Regions from separate parts of the Homo sapiens genome. Here region 2 is linked to region 1. A link is an interaction called in ENCODE POLR2A ChIA-PET data of the cell type or tissue named here. Cell type or tissue: HCT116. All regions are shown on one strand. Links, peaks and the distances in the headings refer to the core of each region. The heading gives the core; the rest is flanking DNA.

Region 1 (16,076 bases), core at 2,758-10,757:
GAGTTGATCATCAGCACTTAAAATGTGTAATATGTCTACCTGGACACCAAGTCTCATGAGTGTCTAATCTTCATTATACTTACTGTAGATTCCATTCGCCTAAGAATAGAAAAAGGCATTGAGTATTTATAAATCATGCTTTCTGGGTGTCTGATGGAATCAATACTGCAGGCAAAGGCACTTCATTGACTGTTGGACACTTAGAAAATTAAAGTATTGTATCTGGAACACATGGAAAGATAAAAGCAGGCTCTTTCCTCTCTAGGAGTTAAGGAGCTTACAACTGAGGTCTTTATCCTTGAAGCCTCCAGTAAGGAAGCCCCGAAGGTCACAAGAAACATGAGAAATCATCAATGTCAAGCTACTCAAGTGTTCAACAGATAAGATGACAGAATCATCGGATAGTCACAGGCAGGGACATTTTCCCATAAATACAGCAGCTGTTAGGAAAAGAGATCAGTTTTGCTCAAAGCCACACTTTATCTTTTAGAGGCGGGTCTCAAAATAACTACAAGAGTGACAGACATTCGTGTTCAGGTTCTAGGGAGAAAAGTTCAAGACTTTTCCCCAGAGGTAAGTCACATGGCCCTCACGTAAAACTATCCACATTAATTTCACTCACAGTCAAGTGAGAAAAATTCAGTAAACTTTAACATCAGCACAGACGCAATCCCATTTTTACAAATGTGTGTTTTCATAGTATAAAAAGCTGTGTGTTTTTAAATACTTACAAGGAAAAAATAGAACTGAGTTGGTAAGTTCTGTAAAGAACGAACTTTGAATGTATTTTAATCCCAAATTCACATAATAACAGTATGATGCATACCTCATATGATAAGACTGTTACTAACTCATCTAGAGTGCTTCCATTTTCATGTAAATACCCAAGTAGGTACATAATATTTTTGTAGAGAAAGAGTACATAAATATGTTCATCGCTAAAATGACATAAAATCTAAGCACAATTTTAGTAAAAATGACACCTCTAAAATGTCTCTAAGTTTCCCCACAGTAAGACATCAACCCCACTTTTTTTTTTAAAGAAGAGTGGTTATTATAAATTCCACCCTCTAATTCCTTTTTGTTTTCTTGATCAGTATTTGATGCAATTCTACTACCAGAGTGTCTGTTTTTATAGACAAGGACTATGAGAGACACAGCAACTTCTTGAGTCAAGGAACTTTGAATATGGAACCACAATTAACCAAACAGAAATACATGGGTCAATTTCTGCGAGGTCAGTACAACGTAATTTCTGCCATGTTTCTATAAAATCTTCTCTAGAATTCAGTAGGGAAATGAGAGTAACTGTCTCCCTTTAGATGCTCCACTCTGCCTCATTCTAGACCTGCTGCTAACATCTGGGGAATAGAAGGTTAAGTTGACAAATGTAGACAGATATAATATTTGTTTAAATATTTTCACATTAAAAATCCAGCCAAAAATCTACAAAATTATTTATTGTTCCCCCGCCTTCACAAATATATCTTAATAAAAAACAGTATATTAAGCTATGAATTTTATGTGACTAAAAGTCAGTAAAACAGAAGGTGGCTGAATTTAATTATTTTTGTATATGTCCAAATATTTTGTCAATGCACCAGTGATGATTAGATGAGTAATAACATAATGATATATACTTCATAAATTAGAGTTTCATAGTTTCTTTGCCTTTCCACAAAAATCAATAATTATGCTATTATAATGAAGATATTTACATAATTTTTGCTCAATTATCAATCATCACCTAAAGAATTTTTAAATTTTTTAATTGTGTCCAAAACTTGAGCATATTTTATCTAAAAGGAAAATTAATATAAATGCAAAAAATCAAATATTTGTATGTTCTTTTAAAAAAGGTGTTTTCTTCTATAATAGAGATTAATTAAAATCAAGGGAAAATACACATTATAATTAATGTATATGACAAGTTTAATTAACTAAATTTAAATAGTTTTTGAAAATTTAATTCAATCTCATTAAGTATACTCATAAAAATGAAACTACTTGTAATTCTAGACTTCAGTGTTCACTTAATTGCCATTGTAAAGAATTTATATCTGCTTTATACTCCTAAGCCTACATATATGTAGAAACTTTTTTTTTTTTTTTTTTTTTTTTTGAGTCAGGATCTCACTCTGTTACCCAGGATGGATTGTAGTGGTGTGATCATAGATCACCGCAGCCTCAACCTCCTAGGCTCAAGGGATCCTCCCACCCCGACCTCAGCCTGAGTAGCTGGGACTACAGGCATGTGCCACCATACCCAGTTAATTTTTTATTTTTTAGCGACAGTCTTGCTGTGTTGCCCAAGCTAGAGTGCAGTGGCATTATCTCAACTCACTGCAACCTCCACCTCCTGGGTTCAAGCCACTCTCCTGCCTCAGCCTCACAAGTAGCTGGAATTACAGGCACACACCATCAAACCAGGCTAATTTTATTTATTTCTGGAGAGCCGAGGTCTCACTTTGTTGTCCAGGCTGGTATTGAACTCCTGGGCTCAAGCGATCAGCCCACCTCGGCCTCCCAAAGTGCTGGGATTACAGGTGTGAGCCACCGCTCCCGTACTATATGTAGAAACTGAAGAATGACATGACTCATTTAATGCAACAAAATGCTCCTCTGCAAATACCCGCCTGTCTTGTAAATTCCATACTGCTTAGTACCTCTAGAACCATGAGTGGGGAAAGGAAGGAAAACTAAAAACTAACCTCTTGGTTCTACTGAGGTTCAGTTTTTAGCTTTGAGTTCTCAGTTTTTAGGTTCTACTTGCTATACAAGAATCTATTGGGTGTATACCATTTGAGAGGAAAACTTTGGTAACTTAATTCTTTTGTCTTCCCATTAATTAGGTACATCCACTATTCAAAGCCCAGTCCCATTGGCCGGGCATGGTGGCTCACACCTGCAATCCCAGCACTTTGGGAGGCCAACATGGGTGGATCATGAGGTCAGGAGTTCAAGACCAGCCTGGCCTACATGGTGAAACCCTGTCTCTACTAAAAATACAAAAATTGGCTGGGCATGGTGGCACGCGCCTGTAATCCCAGCTACTCAGGAGGCTAAGGCAGGAAAATAGCTTGAACCCAGGAGGTGGAAGTTGCAGTGAGCTGAGATCGCACCATTGCACTCCAGCCTGGACAACAGAGCAAGCCCCCGTCTCAAAAAAAAAAAAAAAAAAAAAAAAACCCACAAAGCCCAGTCCAAGTCCCCAGATCCCTCTCCAACCCAGCCCTCCCAAGCAGCAACCAGCTGCAGAGTCAGCAAACTCACAAATCTCATAGGCAATCCTTGAGGGCAATCAAGTGCAGCCCCCTTTTGTTTCAAGGTGAAGCAGCAAGAAATGTGGCCGGGCGTGGTGGCTCATGCCTGTAATCCCAGCACTTTGGGAGGCCAAGGAGGGTGGATTGCCTGAGCTCAGGAGTTCAAGGCCAGCCTGGCCACCATGGTGAAACCCTGTCTCTGCTAAAAATACAAAATTAGCTGGGCGTGGTGGTGCATGCCTGTAATCCCAGCTACTTGGGAGGCTGAGGCAGGAGAATTGCTTGAACCTGGGAGGCAGAGGTTGCAGTAAGCCACGATCACACCACTGCATTCCAGCCTGGGTGACAGATCAAGACTCTGTCTTAAAAAAAAAAAAAAAAAAGTGGGTAAAGTTTGCTGGGGCCTGAAGGGCGTGTGTTAGCCATCACTGCAGTTGTTTATGATTGTGGATGTAGCCTTGGGGATTCTGAGTACCTACATTTATTTGTGGCATAGATTTGTGATAATTTTCTCTCAAGTTCACGGTCGGGCTTAGATCAGAGAACCTCGCCCCACTACCCCACCAACAAAAATGTTTAAACTGATGTAACTAAATCCACAACTTATCTTTGTCTGAACAGGTAAGAGACTGGAGAAACGTGGGAAATGGGTGAAAGGAGAGACAAGAGGAAGTGATGGAGCCTGCGGCCAACTGGAAAGGCTGGGTCCACCTGAAGGCATTCAAACCTAGAAACAGGCAGATTGTAATGGCTCACACCTGTAATCCCGTGACTTTGGGACGCCAAGGCAGGAGGATCACTTGAGCCCCAGAGTTCAACACCAGCCTGGAAAACAAAGTGAGACCCACCACCCCACCCCATCTATATTTAAAAAAAAATAGAAATAAATAAAAATCTTAAAACGGGGATTTTAGGCCGGGTGTGGTGATTCACGCCTGTAATCCCAGCACTTTCGGAGGCCGAGGCAGGTGGATCATCTGAGGTAGGGAGTTCGAGACCAGCCTGGCTAACATGACAAAACCCCTTTTCTACTAAAAATAAAAAACTAGCCGGGTGTGGTGGCAGGCACATGTAATCCCAGCTACTCAGAAGCTGAGGTGGGACAATCGCTTGAACCCATTAGGCAGAGGTTGCAGTGAGCCGAGATCAAGCCATTGCACTCCAGCCTGGGCAACAAGAGCAAAACTCCATCTCAAAAAAAAAAAAAATTGGGGGGGTAGATTTTTAGTTAGTTGTCCTCTAGTATTGAGGCTAAATAGAAAGGAATTTTAAATGTTCTCACCATAAAGAAGTGATAAATATTTGAGGTGATGGATATGCTAATTAGCCTGATTTGCTCATTCCACAATGCATACATGTATGGAAACATCCCATTGTACCTGGTAAGTATATATAATCCTCGTTTGTCAATTAAAACCAAAACAAAAAAAGACTTAGGTTCAATTTCACCCAGAGTAGACGAAAATGGTGATTCCTTTACATCTCAGGCCTTAGTTGTATCATTACATTTTTTTCTTAAGCATGGGAGTATCTTGAGTCATATCTTTCACCCATAGTGAGCATCTTTTTTTTTTTTACATGGTCTGGCTCTGTTGCCCAGGCTACAGTAGAGTGCAGCGTTGTGATCTCAGCTCACTGCAGCCTCAACCTCCCAGGCTCAAGCGGTCCTCCCACCTCAACCTCCTCAGTAACTGGGACTATGTGACTACAGGCATGCACCATCACACTCAGCTAATATTTGTATTTTTAGTAGAGACTGGGTTTCGCCATGTTGCCCAGGCTGGTCTCAAACTCATGACCTCAAGAGATTGCCTGCCTTGGCCTCCCAAAGTGCTGGAATTACAGGCGTGAGCCACCGCGCCTGACCCTCTAGTGAGCATTCTAAAGAAAAAGCTTTTTTCTAGTTTTTAAACATGAAAGCATAAAGTGAATAAGCAAACTTTAAAAAATAAAATATTTAGTCCATGCTGTGCAGCACGCAGCTAAGCACTCTGCTCCTGTGTTCCTCAGAAAGACCCTAGGAAGGTAGCCAGGCGGCATCATCATCACCACCTCCGTTACACACGTGAGCACAACTCAGAGCAGCGCACCCACCTGCCCCAAGTCTCACAGCCAGTTAGAGCTTGGCCTAGACTTCAGATCAGGTCTGCTAGTTTCAGAACTCCTTGTCCTTATCGTTCCCTTTTTTGCTTGTTGGATATACCTGTGCCTGCTGTTTTGGTTCAAACAGCTTTCCTCCATTAACTTCATTTGTAAGTCAACTTTTTTCCTTTTTCTTTTTTTTTTCTTTTTTTGAGATAGGGTCTGGCTCTGTTACCCAGGCTGGAGTGCAGTGCAATCATAGCTCAATGTAGCTTTGAACTCCCAGGCTCAAATGATCCTCCTTCCTCAGCCTAGAACTACAGGCATGCACCACCACCACCACGCCCAGCTATTTTTTTCAATTTTGTTCAGAGATGGGGTCTCACTGTGTTGCCCAGGCTGGTCTCAACCATTCCTGGGCTCAAGCAATCCCCCCAGTACAGCCTCCAAAAGTGCTGGGATTACAGGTGTGACCCACTGCACCTGGCCCTATCTCAACTCTTAACCCATTCCAATTATTCTTTTAAAATTTTTAATTCAGATACAATGTTTAAGCCTATTAAAAATAAATACAGCCTTGTCTGATATATACTTCTTTAAAAAAATGAAATTTTTCTATAACATTTTAAGCATATTTCGATAGAAATTAATGAGGAATTTAAACAGATATAAACATTTTTTCAGAGAACTTATAACATTAGTTCATATCTCATAAGATCAAAGAAAGACTTGGAAGATTAATGGAATTAACTTTAAAAAGTGATGAAATTTTCATAAGGTGGAGAGTCTCATAAGATATAAAACAAACTTAAATACAATTTAATGAATTTTGAAAGTGAAATTTTAGAGCCATCTGAAACTACCCTTAGTCCATCAAGTTCTTTGGCAAAGAAATAGATGTGTTAAAGAAACCTTACTAAACTTACCTATTAAAAGGCTTCTTTTAATAAGGAACCTTATTTTAAAAGAGTGCAAAGGTTCAAAACAACTGTAAGCTAATGTTTATGTCCATTTTTTGGACTTGTACATGACTTTCTGCACCTTGGCTCCACCAGTGGTTTTAACCTAGCCCAAATGGTTGACCTTTATTTGAAAAGTACACAATCATCTACAGAAGTTCTTGATTCAGAGATGACTCATTGATGACTGCTGTTCATGAGCACTGACCGGTACAGATGGACACCTGCTTTATGATTAACCTTTGTCATGGTCTCAGTTGACGTGGAGACTGAGAAAATGATTAATGAGTCAAGCATTTGTTTTCTCCTTTGCTTCTTATAGTGTCTGCACCAAGGGAGAATGCTATCACAACCAGAATGTAGACAAATGATGAACGGATGTTGCTGAGTTATGACAACAACATTTTGCAGGAACTACTGAAGCTATGGGAAAATGAATATGAAACAGAAATTAAGTTTTAGAAAGAAAAAGAATCAAAAATAAAAGAAAGAGGAGGCCAGGCATGGTGGCTCACACCTGTAATCCCAGCACTTTGGGAGGCTGAGGTGGGCAGATCACCTGATGTCAGCAGTTTGAGACCAGCCTGACCAACAGGGTGAAACACCGTCTCTACCAAAAATACAAAATTAGCCCAGAGTGGTGGCACATGCCTGTAATCCCAGCTACTCAGGAGGCTGAAACCGGAGAATCCCTTGAACCTGGGAAGGCAGAGGTTGCAGTGAGTCAAGACCAGGCCACTGCACTCCAGCCTGGACAACAAGAATGAAACTCCATCTCAAAAAAAGAAGGAAAATGCAGAAAAAAAAAAAAAAAAAAAAAAAGCTTGACCTTTAAGAGAAAGAATAAAACTTCACCGACAAACAAATTCAGAAAAGTTGCTAGACAACAAAGCAATAGTAATAAAATCTACAATCCAAATAGTTTTGAGGCCATCAGCTAAAATTAAGGAATTTTCAATCATATTTTGAGCAGCTGTGATTTGCTTAACCAAATCTCATGAATCATCACCATCATCTTCTGGAAGCATCTACTAAATGTCCATTAAGCGTGACTGTTTAGGTCCTGTTTATTTGGTGTATATGTGCATTTGCAGTGATTACATGTTCTTAGTTTTTACCTAGCACATTACTTTGTTACACATTTAGTGCATAATACTTTGCTAGTTTTGTTAGGCTGACAAAGATCATCAGTTATAGGAATATAGAAGAGGAAAACTTTATCAGAAATGGTCTAAAACATGTTGCTTAGTAGCTGTTCAAATGAATACATCTTGATAACATAAATTAAGACATAGATTATCAAGATGGCATCAAGGAAAGGGGCCGCTGAGTTTAACTTGCTCCCTGTAAAGGGAATGGTCAGCTTTACTCTCATCTCTTGAGGGGGGCTGCAGGGAAAACTAGCGGATGTAACAGCATCTAGTGATAGGTGGAAGAGAAACAGCTCAGTGTTCTGGGGGAGAAGAAGTCTCCAAGCAGGGTCTCAGCCAACTTAATAACACCCTGTGGGCTGGGTGCAATGGCTCACAACTTTAATCCCAGCACTTTGGGAGGACAAGGCAGGAGGATCACTTGAGTCCAAATGTTCAAGACTATCCTGGGCAAAATAGTGAGACTCCTGTCTCCACAAAATATTTAAAAATTAGCCAGGCTTGGTGGGATGCACCTGTAGTCCGAGCTACGAGCAGGCTGAGGTGGGAGGATCACTTGAGTCCAGGAGGTTGAGACTTCAGTGAGCCGTGTTCACACCACTGTACTTCCCGCCTGGGAGACAGATCAAGACCCTGTTTCTTAATAAATAACACCTTGTATGTGTGCATCTGAGATAAATAGAAACCACGGGCTGAGGTACAGGAAGGTATAAAGGAAGGTGAAGTGTGGAGAGCCTTGAATAGAAATGGTATTAAGGTGACTGTGGAAACCTGCATGGTAGGGAGAGGCTTTGGTAGTGGATTAGAATATTCCAGAATGGGATGCTCTTCTTCTCTGCTGACATTCTTATTTGCTAGGCATGGAAATCCCAGTGGAAAAAGAGAGTTTGAACATAGGAATTAGCATAGCTGGAACTCTGTAAGACTAGTCCAATATACATTGAAGTTAGAAAATCTGAACAGCCAAGAATAGCAAGCAAAGCCAATGCAAGCCTGTAACCATAAAGTGCATTCAATTTAAGCCAGATGACTTTAATATTAGTCTTGCCTCCCTCCTCTAATCGACTGTATGACCACTCAGGGCAAGTCGCCTTGATGACTTTTACTTGAGGGCCTACAGACACAGCATAGAACAGCATGCACCAAATTGTAGCGATATTAACAAATTGGTCATGCCTATGAATCCACATAACTCTCATTAATGGCTTAGGTAGCCATCCTAAAATCACTGTTTGAAGACTTCAGAAGGAGCTCACAGAGGACTGCGGTGCTCAACCCCACAATGGAGTTCCCAGTATCAGAACAAGGTTGATTGAACAATGTCTGCAAAGACAGAGATGAGGTTCCTAAGGTCCAGAAAGCTGCCCATGAGTGGTTAGTTGGTCTATGGCAAAATCTCAGCAAGAACTGGGAAGAAAGGGAATGTGGTCTCCAGCCGAGCTGATGTCTAGTAATTTGTCTCTAAGAAGCAACAATTACTTTTCAGGTGTCCTAGCAATGAAGTCCTAAATGCATGCTGTATTCTAAAAATTTCCCAACTATTTGTTATCTGCAAATCCATTACTTGCAAATAGGTCCTCGCTTTTGGCCCTAAAACACTGAGATTCACCTCCTTCCTGTTAAATATCTAAAAAAGAACAGTGGAGCGGAATATGACTAACCCATCAGTCAGTTCACTTCTGTGACTATTTCCCCGGACCCTTTGTCCCCTCTCAGTCAGCATTAACTATACAGTCCAATTAAACCTCGCACCGGCCGTCCACAGGGATTCTTTTCATAGAAAAATGCAATTCTCTCCAAGATTCTCAGCATTACCTAATGGCCTACATAGAATCAGTGTGATGGTCTCTAGCTGGTTCCCAGGGGACAAATTGATCACCATGGCAATCATCACAGACTCTCGCCCTGTGGAGGGGCAAGGTAAAATTCACAGAGCCGTGGAGGAAGCAGATCTGATTATCTCAGAAGGGTTACCTCCTTCGAGTAGGCTGCAGCTGTCCATTAGGCTGCTCCTACACACACGCGCGGAGCCCGTGCCAAAACGTGGAACGAGGCATATGGTTAGAAACCGAGTGGGGAAGGCATGCCAACTGCTGATGCGCCCAGCTGGCTGCCTCTGCTTCATTGGTCCGAGTGAGCACTCTGCAAATAAGACCTGCTCAGACCCTGGAAAGGGTCCTGACAGATATCCGAAGAATTGCAGCTGGGTTGAAATCAGTGAACCACTAGCAACACAGTCTGAGAAAAATCGAGGAAGCATGATCCTACGAAAATGATGAAAAGAAAGCAATAGAAACCTAAACAACACTACTATCATTATGAATTGTTAGATTTGACAGTAATTCTGCCGAGACTATATTAAGGGACAAACTCTTTATTTTTTTCTGCTATATTGACCCTAAGTAAATTGGTGACTTTTGTTTGAGACATCCTCTGAAAAGATGAAAATATAAAGGGGGCTGGGCACAGTGGCTCACACCTGTAATCCCAGCACTTTGGGAGGCCTAGGTGGGTGATCACTTGAGGTCAGGAGTTCAAGACCAGCCTGGTCAACATGGTGAAACCCCGTCTCTACTAAAAATACAAATATTAGCTGGGCATGGTGGCACATGCTGGTGTTCCCAGCTACTGGAGAGGCTGAGGCAGGAGAATTGCTTGAACCTGGGAGGAGGAGGTTACAGTAAGCCAAGATCGTGCCACTGCACTCCAGCCTGGCGACAGAGCTAGACTCTGTCTCCAAAAAAGAAAAGGAAATATAAACGGGGAAATCTGTAAGAGAAAATATACCTCTATCGTGTAATTTTTATAATACAATGTATATGTCCAGTGTGCCAAAAAGAGACCAAAATTATAGTTTCTTACTATGGTGTGAAATTGGCATGTTCTCACTGAATAAGGCTGGAATAAAATTGTTCCAGGCAGAAGTTAAGGTTTGCATTCCCATTATTACCTATTGTATGGCCCAGACATACTATTCTTTATTACTTTGTGTATTCAAAGACCTTCAAAGTTTGCATTCACAACGATTACTTTCCTTTTGTGTCAAGAATAATCTAGGAACAGTTCTCTACAGATGATCAAGGCAGAGAAATATTTTCTAAGCCCTCAAGGAAACTTCCCACCTTTGTAAGGTCAGAGGTTGACATATAGCCCTATATGTCAGACTTGGGCTAACAATCACATCATTTCTCAGAGGGGCTCAACGCAGTCAGCTCTGAGTAGAGAGATGGTCCCTTACAGGACTTTAATGAGCTTGCTGCAAATCCGCACTGAACCCAAGCAGGGTCTGATTTCACAATTAGAAATTGGGATTGTCTGTTCTCTTAGTCTTCTGTCACATTTTTGTACCGTGTGTTAATAGGTCCTTCAAATTCTTTTTAACTAACCCCTTAAATAGACTGCAATTAAAAAATGTCAGTGATGCAATACCATATAGGATAAATCATATTTCATATCTGAAAATGAGACTCATTTTTTTTCTTTTGCAGAAAACCACTATCTTGGGTTAAATTAACTTTTGTTAAAATACATGTGGATTTGACATGGTGTTTTGTAGAAATTTTGTCTTAAAACAAATAGCAGCCTCTTCCCTGCTGTGATAGTATAGATTTGACCTATTTACTTAATCTGAGTCTCAGTCCCCTCAGTCATTGGCGAAATTGAGATGTGTGTGTCTATCCCAAAGTTTCACATTGAGGATTATATGCTTAGCACACAATAATCTCTCAAAAAATATGAGTTACTTATCTCTCCCTTCCCTCCCATTCACAAGCAATCTTTTTATCAAGACTTTGTGTTAAATATTCTTAAATAACAAAATTCTATTTTAGTTCTAATTGCTATTTCATCAAAACAAAATGCAAAAGAAAAGAATAGTGTTTAAACCCTTGGACCTGGCCAAGCAAGGTAGCTCACGCCTGTAATGTCAGCACTTTGGAAGGCCAACGCGGGAGGATTCCTTGAGCCCAGGCATTCGAAACCAACCTAGGCAGCATAGTGAGACCTCCTCTCTACAAGAAAAAGCAAAAAAGTTAGCTGGCCAGGCGCCGTGGCTCACGACTATAATCCCAGCACTTTGGGAGGCTGAAGTGGGTGGATCACTTGAGGTCAGGAGTTTCAGACCAGCCTGGGCAACATGGTGAAACCCCATCTCTACTAAAAACACAAAAATTAGCCGGGCATGGTGGTGAGCACCAGTAGTCCCAGCCACTTGGGAGGCTGAGGCAGGAGAATCACTTGAACCCGGAAGGTGGAGGTTGCAGTGAGCCAAGATTGTGCCACTGCACTCTAGCCTGGGCGACAGAGCAAGACCGTCTCAAAAAAAAAAAAATTAGCCAGGCCTGATAGCACAAGTCTGTAGTGCCAGCTACTCAGGAGGCTGAAGTGGGAGAATCGCCTGAGCCCAAGAGGTTGAAGCTGCAGTGAGCCAAGATTGCACCACTGTACTCCAGCCTGGCATAGAGCAAGAAAAGAAAAGAAATAAACTCTTGGACCCGTAATTTAGTGAATCCTTTGGAAATTGATTAGAGAGACTGAGACAGAACACACTCATCTACATACCTCCTTGCAGATATATTTCTCATTCAAATCAACTCAATGTCCTTTTTCACTTTAAATCTTCTCGTTCGTTCTTGTCCTCAAATCAGGATGTGCAGGGAAGTCGTAAAACAAGATGACACCAAAACCAAGAGCAGCAGGCAACCACGGAAGCATTTCACTGGAAGAGGCCCATTGTTACTTGTCAGGGCAGCAGGGGTGTAACCTTTGGAGTGAGGCACACCTGGCTTCAATTCCCACTTCTACCATATTCAACTGCATGATACCCGGCAAGGTGTTCAAGCTTGCTGAGTCAGTTTTGCTAATTGCACCACAGGTTTTACGCCGCTGCCTCTTAGCATTGGTCAAAGACCCAGGGGGCTTTGCAGTGATGCTAATGAAACTTAATCACCAGGACTGCGCACTTACGTGGGTCTCTTCCAAGGCCCTGTACCTCATCCTGTATTTGTCCTTTTCTTTTCTTTTCTTTTCCTTTTTTTTTTTTTTTTTTTTTTTTTGCAGGGGGAAGGTATTTGTTTTTGAGACAGGGACTCTATTGCCCAGACTGGAGTGCAATGGCCATGGCTTACTGCAGCCTCGATCCTTCTACATCAGCCTCCCAAGTAGCTGGGATCACAGGCATGTGCCACCATGCTCAGCTAATTTTTGTATTTTTTTTTTGTAAAGACGGGGTTTCACCGTGTTGCCTAGGCTGGTGTCAAACTCCTGGGCTCAAGCAATTCACCCATGCTGGGTTCCCAAAGTGCTGGGATTACAGGTATGAGTCGCCACACCTGGGCTTTGTCCGTGTTCTTAAACCAAGCTTCCCAAATCGTACAAACTTCAGGCCCTACAAATCCCAGATGTGCCCTTGTATGATGATTAAAAAGGATAATAAATGTAAGGTAACTGGCCAGTAGTCATTGTCCAATAAGTGATATTATTGTCACCAGATTCACAGGCTATAAGTTTGGATCTGTCCCTGGGTAAATGTAGAGAAGGCAACCACATAATGGCATTGCTTACAGGTTATACAAAATTTAACCCATCCTCTAATATGCCACACCTGAGCCTGCTGAGATGCCTGGCCCAATCTCTACCAACACTTGTAGTTTATGCCGTTAATTATACACAGCCGGGCGCCGTAGCTCACGCCTGTAATCCCAGCACTTTGGGAGGTGGAAGTGGGTGGACACGAGGTCAGGAGTTGAGACCAGTCTGGCCATCATAGCAAAACCCCGTCTCTACTAAAAATACAAAAAAAAAAAAAAAAAAATTAGGCAGGCGTGGTGGCAGGTGCCTGTAATCCCAGCTACTCGGAAAGCTGAGGCAGGAGAATCACTTGAACCTGGGAGGTGTAGGTTGCAATGAGCCGAGATCATGCCATTGCACTCCAGCCTGGGTGACAAGAGCAAGACTCCATCTCAAAAAAATTAAAAAAAAAAAAAAAAAGAAGCCTTAATTATACACATGTAACCTCATTTAGGTGTATTAGGAAGGTAGGCTGCAAATGAACAGATCACAGGATGGGCCAACTTAAATGTGGAGAAAGAATTGTAAAAGCGAAGAGCAGAAACATGGGCTGAGCACAGTGGCTCATGCCTGTGATCCCAATATTTTGGGAGACCAAGGTGGGAGAAGCACTTGAGCCCAGGAGTTCAAGACTAGCCTGGGCAACATAGTGAGATTCCCGTCTCTACAAAAACTTTTAAAATTAGCCTGCATGGTGGTGAGCATCTGTGGTCCCAGCTACAAGGGAGGCTGAGAAGGGAGGATCCCTTGAGCCCAGGTGTTCAAGGCTGCAGTGAGCTAGGATCATGCCACTGTACTCCAACCTGGGTGAGAGAGAGAGATCCCGTCTCAAAAAAACAAACAAACAAAAAAAAAACCACACACACACAATAGCATTTGCAAGGGTTGGGGGAGTCTCATCATGGAGAGCAGGGTGGACATTGGGGGGCTAGAGAGCAAGAGCCAAGTGTGAAGCACTGCATGGCTCAGTGTGGCTGTTTGTCCACATGCGGTCTATCATCCAACTGCATCAGAACTGAACAGGGCCCAATCCTCCCATAGACTTGAAGTTTGAAAAACTTACATTTGTCTTATTTGAGTTCCTTTTTTTTTTTTTTTTGAGACAGAGTCTTGCTCTTGTTGCCCAGGATAGAGTGCAGTGGCGCCATCTCGGCTCACTGCAAGCTCCGCCTCCTGGGTTCACGCCATTCTCCTGCCTCAGCCTCCCGAGTAGCTGGGACTACAGGCGCCCGCCACCAAACCCGGCTAATTTTTTGTATTTTCAGTAGAGACGGGGTTTCACCGTGTTAGCCTGGATGGTCTTGATCTCCTGACCTCGTGATCTGCCCGCCTCGGCCTCCCAAAGTCCTGGGATTACAGGCGTGAGCCACAGCGCCCGGCCTAATTTGAGTTCCTGTCTTAGAAACTGACCAGGCCTCCCTGATGGTATCAGGAAACTGAGGCTTTCCAGATCACAGCACCCAGATAATGAGATGCAACTGCTGGCTGTTGGCCAATTTGTCTTCCCTACCCCTCCTGTTTTCCTTCCCCACTATATGAACCCCTGCCTGTAGTCAGAGGGGTTGCAGAGTAGAGAGGGTCTTAAGGTTTCACCTCCCGTGTCCCTCCAACTAATGTCACCCATAGAAAAGCCTTTCTTCCTGGTAAGTCTCCTTGTCTCAGCAATTGGCTTTCTGTGTGGTGAGCAACCAAACCTAGAATGAACCGCTGGCATTCAGCAACAGAACCACCTAAGGAACCTCGATGAAAACACAAACCGCCCGGGCCTACCATGGCCCACGGACTCAGGACTTCGGAGGTGGAGTTCAGGATTCTGCTTTTTAAACAAGCTCTCCACCAACTGATTTTGAATTCCATTTAGTTTAAGAGCCCCTGCTTATGGATTGAACCTGAAATAAAGAACTGATCAAATAGTTTTCAGGATTCCATATATATTCCAGTTGGCTCAGAAAAAGTCCATTTTTTTATTTTTTTTTGAGAGAGAGTCTCACTTTGTCACCCAGGCTAGAGTGCAGTGGCATGATCTTGGCTCACTGCAGCCTCAACCTGCTGGGACTGCAGGGGCATGCCACCATGCCCAGCTAATTTTTTTGTGTTTTTTGTAGAGATGTGGTTTCATCATGTTGAGCAGGCTGGTCTCGCACTCCTGAGCTCAGGTGATCAGGCCTCCCAAAGTGCTAGGATCACAGAAGTGACCCACCACACGTGGCCAGAAGTCCAATTTTCTACTGAGAGTTCGACCCTTCACCTCTCTTCCATAGTAAGGGGCAAGTGTCTGGCTTGTATATTTTCTTCCCTTCCTTCCTTGCTTACTTCCTTCCTTTCCTCTTTAAGCTCTGTTGGACTTCATCCTTTCTTTTACTTTTTTTTCTTTTTTTTCTTTTTTTTTTTTTTTTTTGTGAGACAGAGTCTTGCTGTGTCACCAGGCTGGAGTGCAGTGGTGTGATCTGGGCTCACTGCAACCTCCGTCTCCTGGGGTCAAACAATTCTCCTGCCTGAGTCTCCCGAGTAGCTAGGATTACACGTGTGCGCCAGCATGCCCAGCTAATTTTTGTATTTTTAGAAGAGACGGGGCTTCACCACCTTGGCCAGGCTGGTCTTGAACTCCTGGCCTCAAGTGATCTGCCCACCTTGGCCTCCCAAAGTGCTGGGATTACAGGCGTGAGCCACCATACCCGACCACATTTTCTTTCTTGATAGATCCACTACAATTGTAGCTGAAGAACATGCTATTCAGACATATGTCACAATTTCAGCAAGATCAGATGTATGAGATGGTCTAATGTTAGCTGAATGTGTATCTATTGCAGAGAGATACTACCCTCCTGAAGAAAGTAGATAACAGTCATAAACCCTGAAACAAGGTTTCTAGTGGGATGGCAAGATGCTGCTTTCTGAGGATGTCCTGTTCAACCTGTTATCAGTAGCTTGGATGGACACCTAGTATACGTGCTCACCTTACCTAGGAAATTGCAGACCTAGGACTAGGCAGATGATACAAATCTAGAAGGAATAAATACCCAGAAATGGATAATCATCAGGTTGCAAAGTAA
Region 2 (16,076 bases), core at 4,390-12,389, 1.4 Mb before region 1:
AACACTAGAACTCACTTATTCCATCTTTCTGTATTTTGGGACCCAATTATCCACTTCTCTTCATTCCCCATCCCACCCCTTTTCTTCCTAGCATCTGCTAACCACCTTTATACTTTCCACCTTCCTGAGATTCCTTTTGTGTGTAGGTGTGTGATGGAGTCTCTTTCTGTTGCCCAGGTTGGAGTATACAGGCACAATCCGGGCTCACTGCAACCCCCGCCTCCTGAGTTCAAGCGCTTCTTGGGCCTCAGCCCTCCAAGTAGCTGAGACTACAGGCACGTGTCACCACGCCCAGCTAATTGTTTGTGTTTTCAGTAGAGACGGGTTTCACCATGTTGGCCAGGCAGTTCTCCAACTCCTGGCCTCAAGTGATCCGTGTGACTCGGCCTCCCACAGTGCTGGGATTACAGGCCTGAGCCACCACACCTGGCCAAGATTTTCTTTTTTGTTCCTACATAGAAGTGAGGATGTGAAATATTTGTCATTCTGTGCCTGGCTTATTTCACTTAATATACAGACCTGCAATCTCATCCATTTTGTCTGCAATGGAGACGATTTTCTTCCTTTTTAGGCTGAATAATACTTCATTGGGTGTGTATACCACAGTTCCTCAATTGAAACAAATTTCTAAAAAGCAAATATTTTTAACATGTCTCGGAATGTGAAACTTCAGGGATACCATGCCCATTTTATTCTTTTCTATTTCCCATCTTATGTATATGCAAGTGTATAACAAAGCAGCAATCCAAGTGTGTATAAATCTATAATTTCAACAAATGTAAAATGAAAATGCTAAGTGGTGGCTGGGCACGATCGCTCATGCCTGTAATCCCAGAACATTGGGAGGCGGAAGCGGGCAGATCACTTGAGGTCGGGAGTTCAAGACCAGCCTGACCAATATGGAGAAACACTGTCTCTACTAAAAATACCAAAAAAAAAAAAAAAAAAAAAAAAATTAGCCAGGCATGGTAGTGCATGCCTGTAATCCCAGCTACTTGCAAGGCTGAGACAGGAGAATCGCTTGAATAGGGGAGGCAGAGGTTGCAGTGAGCCGAGATCGTGCCATTGCACTCCAGCCTGGGCAACAAGAATGAAACTCTGCCTCAAAAAGAAAAAAAGAAAAAAAAAGAAAAAGAAAAAAATGGAAAATGCTAAATGGTAAGAAACAACAGCATAATAAACATTTGTATGGTGTTGATGGACAATGCATTTGAAGATAATATTTGAAGAAATCATATTACAATTAACTTCTGCTCTTACTCATTGGAGCTTGATGCCTCTAAAAACTTCGTCATTGGAACCACCTCTGGTGCTTTAAAAAAAAAAAAAATCCACATACTCACACAGGTGCAGGGAAATCAGAATCTCAGGTATTGAGACCCAGGCCTCATCATCTGTAAGCTCCCCAGGTGATTTGACTCAAAGCCAAGATTGAGGAACGGCGACATGGATCTCTACACATAACCTGCCTAAATAGATTCTCTAGAAGCAGTTTATAAAGAAATTCCACATGAACTCTGGAAGAGGATATGAATTTGATGTACAGTATGTCCTCACTTAATATCTTTGAAAGTCTCTTGGAAACTTCACCTTTAAGCAAAATTAGGTATAGTGAAACCACTTATTCCTCACCAACATTATAACTACACAACTTTGAACGCACCAATTGTGTTGGAAGACTTGCTGTACATTGTTTCCATCAAGTCAATTTTCAGGGAATTCCAAAATGAAGTGAGGACTTCATGTATATAAAAAGATGGTTGTGATTCCACCTGGATGACAGGGTTATTGCTCAGAAACTAAAGGAGGCCGCCTAGGTATAGAGGATTCTGTCATGAGGTTTCTGCTAAACAAAGGAGCCCAGAATACTCACCCATTCCAGTTAAAGGCATAACGAAGAAAACAATATTCACATAGGAAATGCGGAAAGGAATAAAAGCCATCAAGCCACAAAAATAATGTGACTAAGGGGCAGCATTTGCAGATGTAGGGATTTAATGTGGTTGCCCTTTCTCACCCACACAAAAAAAGGATGGAACAGATCATGAGATTCCACTCTTCTGCTGCGCAGCCTCCACAGGGTGTTTTGAATGTCCCTGTTTCTCAGGCTGTAGATGAAAGGGTTCAGCATGGGGGTGACCACAGCGTACATCACTGACGCCACCACACCATTCCTGGGGGGTGGTGCCACAGCTGAAGTCAGGTACATGCCAATGCCTGTTCCATCAAATAAGCAAACAACTGCTAGGTGAGAGCCACAGGTGGTGAAGGCTTTATACTTCCCATCTGACGATGAAATCCTTAGAATGGAGGGGACAATTTTATAGTAAGACAAAAGGATCCTTGAAATGGGAAGAAAACCAAACATAGTACTATCAAAATATATGAATATGCTATTGATGATGCTGTCAGAACAGGCAAGGTAGAGAAGTTGAGATGGCTCACAGACAAAATTAGAGATTTCCACATTCTTGGAGAAGGTGAATTGTCACACAATCCAACTGTGCAGCTGGGAATCCAACAGGCTAAGGAAAAAGGACACCAAAACGAAGAAGACACAGAGGTGAGGATTTATGATGACTGGGTAGTAAAGAGGGCGACAGATGGCTACAAATCTGTCATAGGCCATCACAGTCAGGAACATGTCTTCTATACATGCAAAAAGGACCAAGAAAGACATCTGTGTCAGGCAGCCCGCATGAGAGATGACTCTGCTATGAGACTGCATGTCCACAGTCATCTTGGGAACTATGGCCAAGGTGAAACCGATGTCAGCCCAGCACAGGTTGGAGAGGAAGAAGTACATGGGGGTGTGGAGGGGGGAGTCAGAGCTGACAGCCAGGGTGCTGAGCAGGTTCCTCAGCACCGTGACCAGATACATGGACAGGGACAGCCCAGCGAGGACCGGCTGCAGTTCTGGATCCTCTGAGAGTCCCAGGAGGAGGAATTCTCAGATACCTGTGAGATTCTGTGGCTCTGTGTGACTTGGACACCTTGGGAAGAAAAGAGGATTGGAAAAAGAAAAGATAAAAACCAGCCCTTAATGCTGTGTGTATATTTTGGATGCAAGCAAATGAAAAGGAACATTTTCACACTTGCGGACCGTACACTGCCAGCGATGTTTCTCAGTTGTGACAAATCCAAAAATCTCAGAATTATTACATGATTTACTTTTTTGCTATTGAACTCTTTCTGTACATACTACTTTAGAGAAAATCCACTAGAGAATGTTAGGAGACCAAAACGTCATATATAACAAATCCGTGATCTCAGTAAAATACGGCCTACTCTTTTCAGAAAAAATACAATGCAATGAAAATGTCCTTCTCTCTTGAAGAAAAAGATCTCAGTCTAATTGAAAGAAATTAAGAAGCTGTGAAATACACTCTGTTTTATTCTGACACCGTGCTACAAATTCCTTTGATGTAGAATATGTAAAAGGACGATACAAGAGCTAGGACCACATTATCTAAAAACGAAATCGAAACTTAGAGTTCTTAATCGGAACACCTTTTCACATGCCAGTTACTTTTCATATTTATTATCATCCTGAGGTTTTCTGACATCATTTCTTCAAAAAAGTACATGCACACTCAAATATGGGAGCTGTGTTTCCAAATGAATTGAATATATAACTCTTGGCCGAGTGCCATGGATCACACCTGTAATCCCAGCACTTTGGGCGGCCAAGGCTGATGGATCACCTGAGGTCAGGAGTTCCAGACCAGCCTGGCCAAGGTGGTGAAACCCCGTCTCCAGTGAAAATAAAAAAAAAAAAATTAGCTGGGCGTGGTGGGGGGTAACCCTAGCTACTCGGGAGGCTGAAGCAGGAGAATCCCTTAGAACCTGGAAGGCAGAGATTGGACACCCTGTGATAGGATTTTTGATATCCTAGGGAGATATTGCTCCTGACAGCAGAGTGGGCGTACACCCTGTGATATTATTTGTAATATCCTAGAAAGATATTGCTCCTAATATCACAGTGACTGTACACCCTGTGATATTAATAGTAATATCCTACAGAGATATTACTCTGAATAATTCAGTGGGTGTACACCCTGTGATATTATTCATAATATATTACAGAGATATGACTCCTGATATCACAGTGAGTGTACACCATGTTTGTACACCCTGTGATCTTATTTGTAACAACTTTGAAAAATATTACAGCTAATATCAAAGTGGGCATACACTCTGCAATGTTATTTGTTATCCACTAGGTAGAAATTACTCCTAATATCACAGTGAGTGTACACCATGTGTGTACAGACTGTGAAATTATTCATAATACCCTAGGAAGATATTACTCCTAATATCACAGTGGGTGTATACCCTTTGATATTATTTGTAATCACCTAGGGAGATACGATTCCTAATATTACAGTGGGTGTACACTCCGTGATGTTATTTGTAATGTCCTAGGAAGATATTACTCCTAATATCAAAGTGGATGTACACCATGAGTGTACACTCTGTGATATAATTCATATTATCCCAGAGAGATATTTCTCCTAATATCACAGTGGGTGTACACTCTGTGATATTCTTTGTACTATCCTAGAGAGATATTGCTCCCAGTATCACAGTGGGTGTACACCCTGTGATATTATTCATAATCTCCTAGAGAGATATTACCTCTAATATCACAGTTTCTCTACACCCTGTGGTATTATTCATCATATCCCAGGGAGATATTATCCCTAACATCACAGTGCGTGTACACCATGGGTGGACACCCTGTGATGTTATTGGTAATATCCTAGGGGGATATTACACTTAATGTCACAGCGGGTGTTCACCATGTGTGCACGCACTGAGATGTTACTTGTAATATCCTGGGGAGAAATTACACCTAGCGTTACAGTGGGGGTACACCATGTGTTTCTATTCTGTGATGCTATTCGTAATATCTTAGAAAGTTATTAGTCCTAGTGCCACAGTGGGTGTATACCATGTGTGTCCACTCTGCGATGTTATTCGTATTATCCTAGGGAGATAGTTCTCATAACATCACTGTGGGTGTACCTCATGTATGTACTCCCTGTGGTCTTATTGGTTATGCCCTGGGTTGATATTACACCTAATATCACCATGGGTGCACACCATAGGTGTACATTCTGTGATGTTACTCATAATATCCTAGGGAGATATCACTCCTGATGTCATAGTGGGTTTACAGCCCTGTGATATTCTTGGTAGTATCCTTGGGACATATTACTCCTGTTATCACAGTGGGTATACACCCTGTGATAGTATTTGTAATATCCTAGGGAGATATCACTGTATACCCTGTGGTATTATTTGTGACATTTGAGGGAGCTATTTCTCCTAAAGTCAGAGTGGGTGTACACCCTGTAATATTCTTCCTAATATCACAGTGGCTGTACACCATGAGTGATATGTTTTTCTAATATCCAGTGAGGGAGAGGATGATACTGCTTCCAATATCACGGAAGGTGTACACCCCCTTGTGATATTGTTCCGAATATCCAGGGAAGGAGAGGATGACATTATTCCCAATATCACTGGGGGTGTACCACCTCCCACAGGGATATTGTTCTTAATATCTGTAGTGGAGAGAATGATGTTACTCCCAATATCCCAGGGGGTGTAAACCACCCCTGTTTGTAAACAGGGGTGTATCACCCCTGTGATATTGTTCCAAATGGCCTGTGAAAGAGTCAATATGACTCCCATTATCGCAGGGGGTGTTCAGCCCTGATGATATTGTTTTCTAACATCCAGGGAAGGAGAGTATGCTATTACTCCCAATATTGCAGGGGTTGTACACCTTTTTGTGTTATTGGGCCCAATATCCAGGAAAATAGAGGATGAGAGTACTCCCAATATGGAAATAATTGTACAGCACCCCTGTGATATTCTTCCTCATATCCAGAAAGGAAATGAATGATATTACTTCCAACAGTGTAGGAAATGTATACCCGTGCTGTGATATCTTTCCCAATATCCAGTTGGGGAGAGGATCATATTACTTCCAATATCGCAGGGTGTGTACACCCCCTCTGTGATCTCGTTGCTAACATCCAGGTTTGGGGAGGATGACATTACTGCCAATATCGCAGGAGGAGTCCACCCTGCCCCTGTGTCCTTCTTACTCATTTCCCAGGTGGAGAGGATGATGTTCCTCCCAATATCGCAGGGGGTGTACACACCCCTGTGAAAATCTTCCTCATCTCCAGAGGAAGAGGGGATGATATTACTCCCAGTACCGCAGGGCGTTTACACAGCCCTGTGATACTCTTCCTAATATCCACAGGGAGAGAGGATGATATTACTCCCAATATCGCAGGGGGCGTACACAACCCTGTGAGATTGTTCCTAACATCCAGAGTGAAAGAGGATGATATGACTCGCAATATCGCAGGGTGTGTACACCCCTCCTGTCCTATTGTTCTGAATACCCTGGGAGGGAGAGGATAAGGTGACATTGAATATCGCAGGGAATGTGTACCCTCCCCCTCTGATACCCTTCCTAGTATCCAGGGGAAGAGAGGAAAATTTTACTCCCAATATCGCAGAGGCAGTACAACCCACCTGTGATGTTGTTCCCAATACGCAAGGTTGGACAGGATGATACTACTCCGAATATCGCAGGGGTGTTCACATCCCCCGTGACATTTTCCTTAATATCTAGGGGAGAGACAATTATATGACAGCAAAGGTCGCAGGGTCTGTACATCCCTTCCTGATATTGTTCCTAATATCCAAGGGGGAAGAGGATGATATCGAATATGAAAAGGAGTGTACAACCCCCACCCCTAAGATATTGTTCTTAATATTCTTGAGGGGAGACGATGATATAACTCCAAATATCGCAGGGGTTGTTCACACCCCCCGTGATATTCTTTCCAATATCCTGGGTGGGAGAAAATCATATTACTTCCAATATTGTAGGTAGTGTATTCCCCACCTGAAATACTGCACTGAATATCCAAAGAGGGAGAGGATGGTATTCATACCAATATCGAAGTGTGTGTGCACGCCCCTTGTGATACGGTTTTTAATATCCAGTGGGCGGGAGGATGATATTCATCCTAATGTCACAGAGGGTGTACACTACCCTTGTGATACTGTCCCTAAGTTCCAGATGGGAGAGGATGAGGTCACTCCCAATATCTCAGAAGTTGTACATCCCCCGTGATACTTACTGTTCATCATATCCAGGGAAGCACAGGATGACATTCCATTGAATTTCGCGACAGGCGTACACGCACAGTGTGATATTGTTCCTAATATCCAAGAAGGGAGGAGATGATATTACTCCCAATAAAGCAGTGGTTGTACATTACCCGTGTGTTATTGTCTCTAATATCTGGGGCCGGGGGAGCGGGGAAGAGGATAACATTCCCTCAAATTTAGCAGGTGGTTTGACGCCCCTCGTGGTGGTGTTTTACATATCCAGAGGGGAAGACAATAGTACTATTTTTGATAGTCCAATTCATCCGCTCCACCTTTCCAGAACTCTGAGGCTGGGAGGCGGCATGCAGTTTCCGTGTGATCCCCAATACCTTTGCTGTCTTCTGTAGCAAGTCAGCTACAAATGCAGGCCCGTTATCTGAGCCGATCCGGAAGGGCAGTCCCAATCTAGGAATCAGACCTCGAAGAAGCACACGGGTTTCTTCACGAGGTTTCCCAGTTCGTGTTGGATAAGCCTCCACCCACCCAGAGTAGGTACGCCCAAGAACAAGTAAATACTTGTTACCTCCACACTTTGGCATCTCTGTGAAGTCTACCTGGAGATCTTCAAAGGGGACTGCTCCATAAGCTTGTACACTGGGCTGAACGGCTGGACCTTGCCTCGCATTAGGCTGTAGGCAGGTGACACACCACTGCCTCACCGTTTTGGCAAGAGCTGACAAATGTGAGATGTAGAAATACCAGCCTAACAACTTTTCAAGTGACTCCTGACATAGATGGGTGCCAGTACAACTGCAGTTCCTCACAGCTGTGGCACAGCTACGCTCCCATCTGGTAACTGACTCCATCCTTCCTCCATCACTTGTCCTTCCCTCTACCTGGAGAAAGTCCTTTTATTCTTTAGAATAAGCAGGTCCAAGATCAGGTGCTTGAGGGAGCAGAGGGGCTATGACTGATGCCCGGAAGGGGACAGATGCTGCTTTTGCAGCCTCTGAGTCAGCGCGGGAATTCCCCAAGCCCACCAAGGTGGAAGCTCGCTGGTGTCCTCTGCAATGCATAACTGCCACCTTGTGGGGTTTCCATACTGCTTCTAATAAATGCAAGATTTCTGGTTGTTATTTTCTGCCTTTTCCCCCAGAGTTCAATAGGCCCTTTTCCTTCTATCACGCTCCATGCACTTGAAGGGTTAAAAAGACATACCGAGAATCAGTGTAAATGTTGACAGTCTCACCCTCACTGAGTTCTAAGGCCTGAATGAAAGCAATGAGTTCAGCTTTCTGGGTGAAGTGGCCTGGGGCATCGATCTGGCTTCAACAACAGTGTCCAGGGTTACCACTGCATACCCTGCACCTCTCTCTCCTTGCGGGATGATGAAGCTGCTCCCGTCCACCTATAGTTCCCAGTCTACTGATGCCCAAGGCTGGACCCGGAGGTCAGGTCTGCTAGAGTCAACCGAGTCCAACATTTCTACACAATCATGCTTGACAGGGCTCTCTGATAGTGGGAGCAAGGTTGCAGGGTGTAGGATGTTACAAACTTCAATGGTTATATGGGGATTTTCACTTTGGTACTTGGTGAGTCTCGCATTCGTTAGCCAATCATGTCCTTTAGTATTCATTAAAGTCACCACAGCATGGGGGGCCTTTTCTGTTCAGGTTCTACCCAAGAGTCAGCTTATTTGCTTCTTGTACTAGCAGGGCAGTTGCTGCCAAGGCCCTCAAACATGGGGGCCATCCTTTAGAGACCCCGTCTACTTGTTTAGAGACGTAGGCCACCAGCCTCGGCCAGGGCCCCACAGTTTGGGTTCAAAGTCCGGCTGCCATCTTTTCTCTCTCTGACACATACGATGTAAAAGGCTTTGTCAGATCAGGTAGCCCCAGGGCTGGGGCTGACATAAGTTTCTCCTTTAACTCGTGAAAGACTTGCTGTTGTTGGGATCCCCATTCAAAAGGTTCCCGGTCCCCGCCTCCTTTGTGACCTCAAACAAAGGCTTAGCTAATACTGCAAAGTTTGGGATCCACAGTCTACAAAACCTCACAGCTCCTAAGAATTCTCTCACCTGCCTTCTGCTCTTAGGCTCTGCTAGATGGCAAATGACCTGCTTTGTTTCTGATACGAGGCTGCATTCCCCCTGTCAGATAGTATATCCCAAGGAACATACCTGCTGTCAGCAGATCTGAGCTTTTTTCTTGGACACCTTATACCCACAGTCCTCCAGGTGTGGGCGTAGGGCAATCCGTTCCCTTGGTGCACCCGACTGCCGTGGGGTGTCCCAGCCAAAGCTCATCAACCTACCAGAGCAACACGCAGCCTAGGTCTCTGGTGGGAAACTTTTGGAGGTCTCGAGCCACTCACACATGTACCTTGGGGTGCCACCATGCATGGATCTGAGTGTTGCGGTCTGTTGTGAGATGATGAAGGATCTCAGGCATGTTCCTAAACATGTCTAGCTTATTGACATGAATCTAAGGAAAATAATATGTACGGGCAAATTATTTGAACTGTATTTCCTATAAATTGTTCAAGGTTAATTACTCAGGGCAAAACACCCAGTTAGTGAATTCACCCTCTCTTCTTTCTTGAAAAGCAGTTTTTGGCTATTTCAGTGCACTCTGGTATCCTGCCAGCATGTCAACAGGCACAAGGCTGACTGGTCAGGATCGCTGCCATCACTGACGGAAGCGAAAAATTACAGAGACTCGGCTCAGGGATGTCATTTAATGATGTTAATATTGTCCTTCAGTCCTTCAAGGGAAATTCAATTAATGTTCTTGTACACCTACTGTGTGTCGAGCTTTATTCTAAATGCGAGGAATAAAGCAGTAATCCACACAGACAAAAACAATCAAGAATCATCTACCCTCGGCCAGGCGCCATGGCTCATGCCTGTAATTCCAGCACTTTGGGAGGCGGAGGCCAGTGGATCACTTGAGGTCAGGAGTTCGAGACCAGCCTGACAAACATGCTGAAGCCCCATCTCTACTAAAAATACAAAAATTAGCCAGGTGTGGTGGCTCAGGCCTGTAATCTGAGCTACTTCAGAGGCTGAGGCAAGAGAATCACTTGAACCCAGGAGGCGGAGGTTGCAGTGAACCGAGACCATGCCACTGCTGCACTCCAGCCTGGGTGACAGAGCAAGACAGTCTCAAAAATAAAATAAAATAAAATAAAAAATCAAGAATCATCTTTAAGGCATATACATGACATGCAACAGAGGAGCATGTACTGCAAAAAATCCACTCCCATATCTCCTTGTTCAAATTTATTTTCAATGCTGGTCACAATCGCTAAATTTATTTCATGACCCAAAGTTTGGGAAAAATACTTTGTCTATGGGGCATTTCACTGAAGGCTCTTGTAAGCCATTTGGGCTTCTGTCAATTTTCTCCCAGGAGGATGTGACTGAACTAAGATGATATATTCCTTCAGAGGGCCCGCGAACCTCTGCTGCAGACACGTCTTGATAGGGTGCTTCCATCTGTCCCTGTTTGCAGTTATTTAGCAGGCAAGGAGGGGGAGGAAAGGTGAGCTGGGAGGATGGAAGGGAGCAAGAGAAAAGAATGAATATGCTGGGAGCACTGGCTCACGCCTATAATCCCAGCACTTTGGGAGGCCGAGGCAGGCAGATAGCTTGAGGTCAGGAGTTCAAGATTAGCCTGGCCAACATGGTGAAACCTTGTCTCTAATAAAAATACAAAAATTAGCCGGGCATGGTGGCTCACACCTGTAATCCCAGCTACTCAGGAGGCTGAGGCAGGAGAATTGCTTGAACCCGGGAGGTGGAGGCTGCAGTGAGCCGAGATCGCATCACTGCACTCCAGCCTGGGTGACATAGCAAGACTCCCTCTCAAAAAAAGAAAAAAAAAAAAAAAAAAAAAGAATGAACAGTCACCATACCTGGACTCCTAATTCTTCACTAAGGTTGGTGAACAAATATTCATAGCCATAAGCCGCTTTGCAGTTCAGCCACACAACATGGTACAGGCTCTGAGTGATCCAGCTTTGAACCAGCTCTAAGACTCCACATAAACACTCCTCCTAGACAGGATTTTAAAGAGACATTTAACAGGTGGAGAGCCGCACATAGCCTTTTCCTTCCCAACAGTCCCAGGTACTCACACCTACGGGGACAGTTAGGATATGACCTGTCACCCTACAAACTTCCTACTAAAAACACGGGCACACCCAGATGATAACCCTTTTCCTCCAGGCAGACTTACCTGACTTGGAATTTGGTAAAATCTTGGATCACACAACATAGTATCTAAATATACACTTTGGATGTCTTTGAAAAGAAGAAAAAAATTGATGTTAGCCATCCAATGTGATATAAATTATGTGTAACTTTTTTTGTTTTTTGAGATGGAGTTTCGCTCTGTTGCCCAGGCTGAAGTGCAATGTCTGCTCACTGCCACCTCCTCCATCTCCCGGGTTCAAGCAATTCTCCTGCCTCAGCCTCCCAAGTATCTGGGATCACGGGTGTGCATCACCACTCCTTGCTAATTTTTGTATTTTTTAGTAGAGACAGGGTTTCACCATGTTGACCAGTCTGGTCTCGAACTCCTGGCCTCAAATGATCCACCCACCTCGGCCTCCCAAACTGCTGGGATTACTGGCATGAGCCACCACACCTGTTTATGGCCAGAACAATATTGTTCTGTTTATGGCCAGAACAATAATACTTTATTCAGTCATACACATAAGAACTGTACAAGGGGCCAGGCACAGTGGCTCATGCCTGTAATCTCAGCAATTTGAGAGGCCAGGGCTGGCAGATCACCTGAGGTCAGGAGTTCAAGACCAGCCTGGCCAACATGGCAAAACCCCATCTCTACTAAAAATACAAAATTAGTTGAGTGTGGTGGCACACACCTGTTATCCCAGCTACTTGGGAGGCTGAGGCAGGAGAATCACTTGAACTCTGGAGGCAGAGGTTGCAGTGAGCCAAGATTACATCACTGCCCTCCAGCCTGGGCGACAGAGCAACACTCCGTTTCACAAAACAAACAAACAAACAAAAAACCACCTATACGAGGCCCAGTACCTGCCCCCGGAGTGCAAAAGCTCCATTCTAGCAGCTTCTCCTTGCACCAATCTGAAGTCCCCTGTGTACAAGATAGTTCCATTATTGCCCTGAAATAAAAACCTGAAAAAGAAATATATCCCAGTGACTTCTGAGTCTCATATAAAATCCCAAATAAAGCAAATACATGTGAGCTGCATAGTAAATGCTTCCTGCAAATATATCCATTAAAATACAATGGTAATGGAATCCCACAGTAATTTGAACCACACCAGGCACTCAGCTGTTACCTCTTCCCTCGGGTAGAAAATAACAGAATGGAGATGCTACCCAATTTCTAATAGATGTTCCTTGTGATATGTTAGCACTTTCAATTATATGTTGAGATCATTCTTGCTCATGGAGAGAGAAATACAAGTGATGATAAAATACAAGGTCGCTGGGGAAACAGCTGCTGAAGACTTCCATTTATTTATTTATTTATTTATTTATTTATTTATTTATTTATTTTTATTTTGAGACAAGAGTCTTGCTCTGTCCCCCAGGCTGGAATGCGGTGGTGCAATCTTGGCTCACTGTAACCTCCGCCACCTGGGATCAAGCAATTCTCTGCCTCAGCCTCCCCAGTAGCTGGGACTACAGGAGTGTGCCACCAAGATAAGTGAAAACCGATGGCCACAAAAAATGTGTGCCTGACTGTTCACAGCAGCATTCTTTTTTTTTTTTTTTTGGGAGACGGAGTCTGGCTCTGTCGCCTACTCTGGAGTGCAGTGGTGCGATCAAGATTCCTGGGTTCAAGCCATTCTCCTACCTCAGCCTCCCAAATAGCTGGGACTACAGGCGGGCACTGCCACGCCCAGCTGGCACAGCGGCATTCTTCATACTAGCCAAAAGGTGGAACCAGTTCAAATGTCTATCAACTGATGCACGAATCAGGAAAATGTGGTCTAGCCATACAATGAAATATTATTTGGCCATAAAAAGAAGTGACACGTGCTGCAACATGGATGATCCTTGAAAACATCCTCAGTGAAAGAAGCCGGATATGAAATGAGCACATGTTGTATGATTCCACTCATAGGAAATATCCGGAATAGGTGAACCCATGGAGACAGAGAGTCCAATACAGTAGTGGTTGCCGGGGGTTGGGGAAGGAGAGAATAGGGAGGCATTGCGATCGCTAAAGGCTTCTTCCCTTGGGGTGCTGAAAATATTCTGAAATTGATTGTGGTGATGGATACACAAGTGTGTGACTTGATTTCTATGTCAATAAAGCTATTTACTTTTTTTTTTTTTTTTGAGACGGAGTCTCACTCTGTCGCCCAGGCTGGAGTGCAATGGCGTGATCTTGGCTCACTGCAACCTCTGCCTCCTGGGTTCAAGCAATTCTCCTGCCCCAGCCTCCCCAGCTGGGATTACAGGCGCCTGCCATCACGCCTGGCTAATTTTTTGTATTTTTAGTAGAGATGGGGTTTCACCATGTTCGCCAGGCTAGTCTTGAACTCTTGACCTCAAGTGATACGTCTGCCTCGGCCTCCCAAAGTGCTGGGATTACAGGTGAGAGCCACCAAGCCCGGCCACTATTTAACAATTTTTAAAGCCTTAGCCAGGTGCGGTGGCTCACGCCTGTAATTCCAGCACTTTGGGAGGCTGAGGTGAGTGAACCCCTTGAGGTCAGGAGTTAGAGACCAGTCTGGCCAACATGGTGAAACCCTGTGTCTACTAAAAATACAAAAATTAGCCAGGCGTGGTGGTGGGCACCTGTAATCCCAGCTACTCAGGAGGCTGAGGCAAGAGAATCGCTTGAACCCAGGAGGTGGAGATTGCAGTGAACCAAGATCGCCCTACTGCACTCCAGCCTGGGCGACACAGTGAGGCTCAGTCTCAAAAAAAAAAAAAAAAAGATTAAAGCCTGGATGAGGCCTGGTCCCGATACACACTGCACATCATACTGTTCGGCAAGGGCAAGACCTGCGGGCACTACTGCCTCTCCAGCCATCAGTAAGTGGGGAGAGCTCTGCACACACCAGGTCACTGCTCAGTGACAGTGACTCCTCATGGAAGTCTCCATTCATTCTGGAGGACCCTTTCGAATGGGTCTCCCCCTGGTTGGAGCTGGATAAACAATGCACAAAAGTCATGGCACACAGGAAGAAACATAAAAAATCAAAGTGGAGGCAAGACTGCTCAAAAGTCAGCCTGCTGTCAGCCCCCAGCTCAGGGAATGCCTTTCACCAATATCCCTGATGTGACAAGGCCACACACTATCACACTATTCCCCGGAAAAGCAGTTGGCAGAGTCCAGGATGGCATTTACAAAGGTTCACCTATTTTTTTTTTTCCTTTTTAATTCTCCCTAAACTGGCTCTGTAGTCCTCCCTCAGGATAATTTGATGGGAAGAATACTTCAACTTCAACTGTCTGATCTCCAAAGAAGAAACATCTGAAAAGGTCAGTTTCTGTTCAGATCACATTCAAACAACACAAGACACCCTCACAGTTAAACATGGCAAAGCAGTGTGCTATAATCAAGCTACAAAACCAATATTAACCAAAATAGGAAAAGGTTAAAAAAACGGGGGGTGTATGTCTATAGTCCTACTTATTAAAACCATACATTCACAAAAGTACTACTCAAAATTTAATGATGAAAAATAAATTTTTCCACTTGGCAGTGCCCCTTTTCTGAATAAGGGTTCAGAAAAAAAGTACAATATCCATGAATTTGCTGCAAAAATATTAATCACCATTTTAAATTCTGAATATTATAAAACTCAGTAAATGTGACAATAACATCAGGTAGTAATATCAACACCAGGGTTCCCATCATTAGCATGTAATAAGGAACAAAAAATAAGCCATGCCCAATCCTTTACAACATGGGAAATAAATACATCACTGTTAAGGACTAAATGTTCGTGTCCCTTCCCAAAATCCGTATGTTGAAATCCTAACCCCCAAAGTGGTTTTATTAGGAGGCCTTTGGGAGGTGATTAGTTGTTGGGCATAGAAGCCTTGTGAGTGACATCAGTGCCTTTATAAAAGATGCCCAGGGGAGCTTGTTTGCTCCTTTACTATGGGAGGACACAGGGAAAAAGACAGCATCTAAGAACCAGGAAGTGGCCAGGCACAGTGACTCACACCGGTCACCCCAGCACTTTGGGAGGCCAAGGCAGGCAGATCACTTGAGGTCAGGAGTTCAAGATGAGTCTGACCAACATGGTGAAACCCCCTCTCTACTAAAAATACAATAATTAGCTGGGCTCTGGTCGTGGTGGCAGGCGCCTGTAATCCCAGCTACTAGAGAGGCTGAGGCAGGAGAATCGCTTGAACCCAGGAGGTGGAGGTTGCAGTGAGCCAAGATCACACCACTGCACTCCAGCCTGGGTGACGGAGTGAGACTCCGTCTCAAAAAAAAAAAGAACCAGGAAGTGGGCCCTCACCAGACACGAAATCTGCTGGAGACTGGATCTTGGATTTCCAGTCTCTAGAAACCTAAGCAACAAGTGTCTATTGTATAAGCCACTCAGTCTACGGTAGTTTTGTGAGTCCAGCCCAAATGGACTTACACAATCACAAAGGGATTTTTTGCCCCTAAAACCCCACTCAATTACTAGATTTTTATTTATGGTTAAATGAGCATTCAAAATCAAAGAGAAAGATTGAGGGTATAGCTGATGGGTGGAGCATCTGACTACAAAATCAAAGAGAAATATAAACAATCATTTTAGCACCGCATTTTTTTAAAAAAATCAATATTTAATATTTAGTTACCTCTCCTGATGCTTCATCCACTAAAGATATCTGGGTAGGAGCCTCGATTTCAATAGATATCTGTAAAAATAAAATAAGAGACCATGTATGTAGCAGTTTTTCATGGCTTTATATGCCT

The links. Peaks named below come from ENCODE experiments on the same cell type or tissue, not always from the same donor. Only the 100,000 strongest peaks of a DNase experiment are listed, where the experiment ranks them.
Region 2: POLR2A ChIA-PET joins it to region 1 with 6 read pairs; 1 of 35 experiments calls an interaction of 5 or more read pairs at or near these places.

The regions. Positions count from the first base shown.
Region 1 is chr10:16,374,788-16,390,863 of GRCh38, forward strand. No RefSeq gene overlaps it. Among named protein-coding and RNA genes, the nearest start is that of PTER, 54 kb to the right of the region's middle. In HCT116, for the core only: no CTCF peak of the experiment used is centred there; a DNase peak (open chromatin) is centred at 6,524; H3K27me3 peaks cover 3,803 bases.
Region 2 is chr10:15,005,846-15,021,921 of GRCh38, forward strand. ACBD7-DCLRE1CP1 (ACBD7-DCLRE1CP1 readthrough) reads right to left here. Exons shown (of 8, transcript NR_144471.1): 4 at 15,959-16,018; 5 at 12,206-12,307; 6 at 11,382-11,446; 7 at 11,059-11,199; 8 at 9,227-9,626. It also overlaps the pseudogene OR7E115P and the pseudogene DCLRE1CP1. Among named protein-coding and RNA genes, the nearest start is that of OLAH, 30 kb to the right of the region's middle. RefSeq lists an enhancer at 8,064-8,123. In HCT116, for the core only: no CTCF peak of the experiment used is centred there; a DNase peak (open chromatin) is centred at 7,826.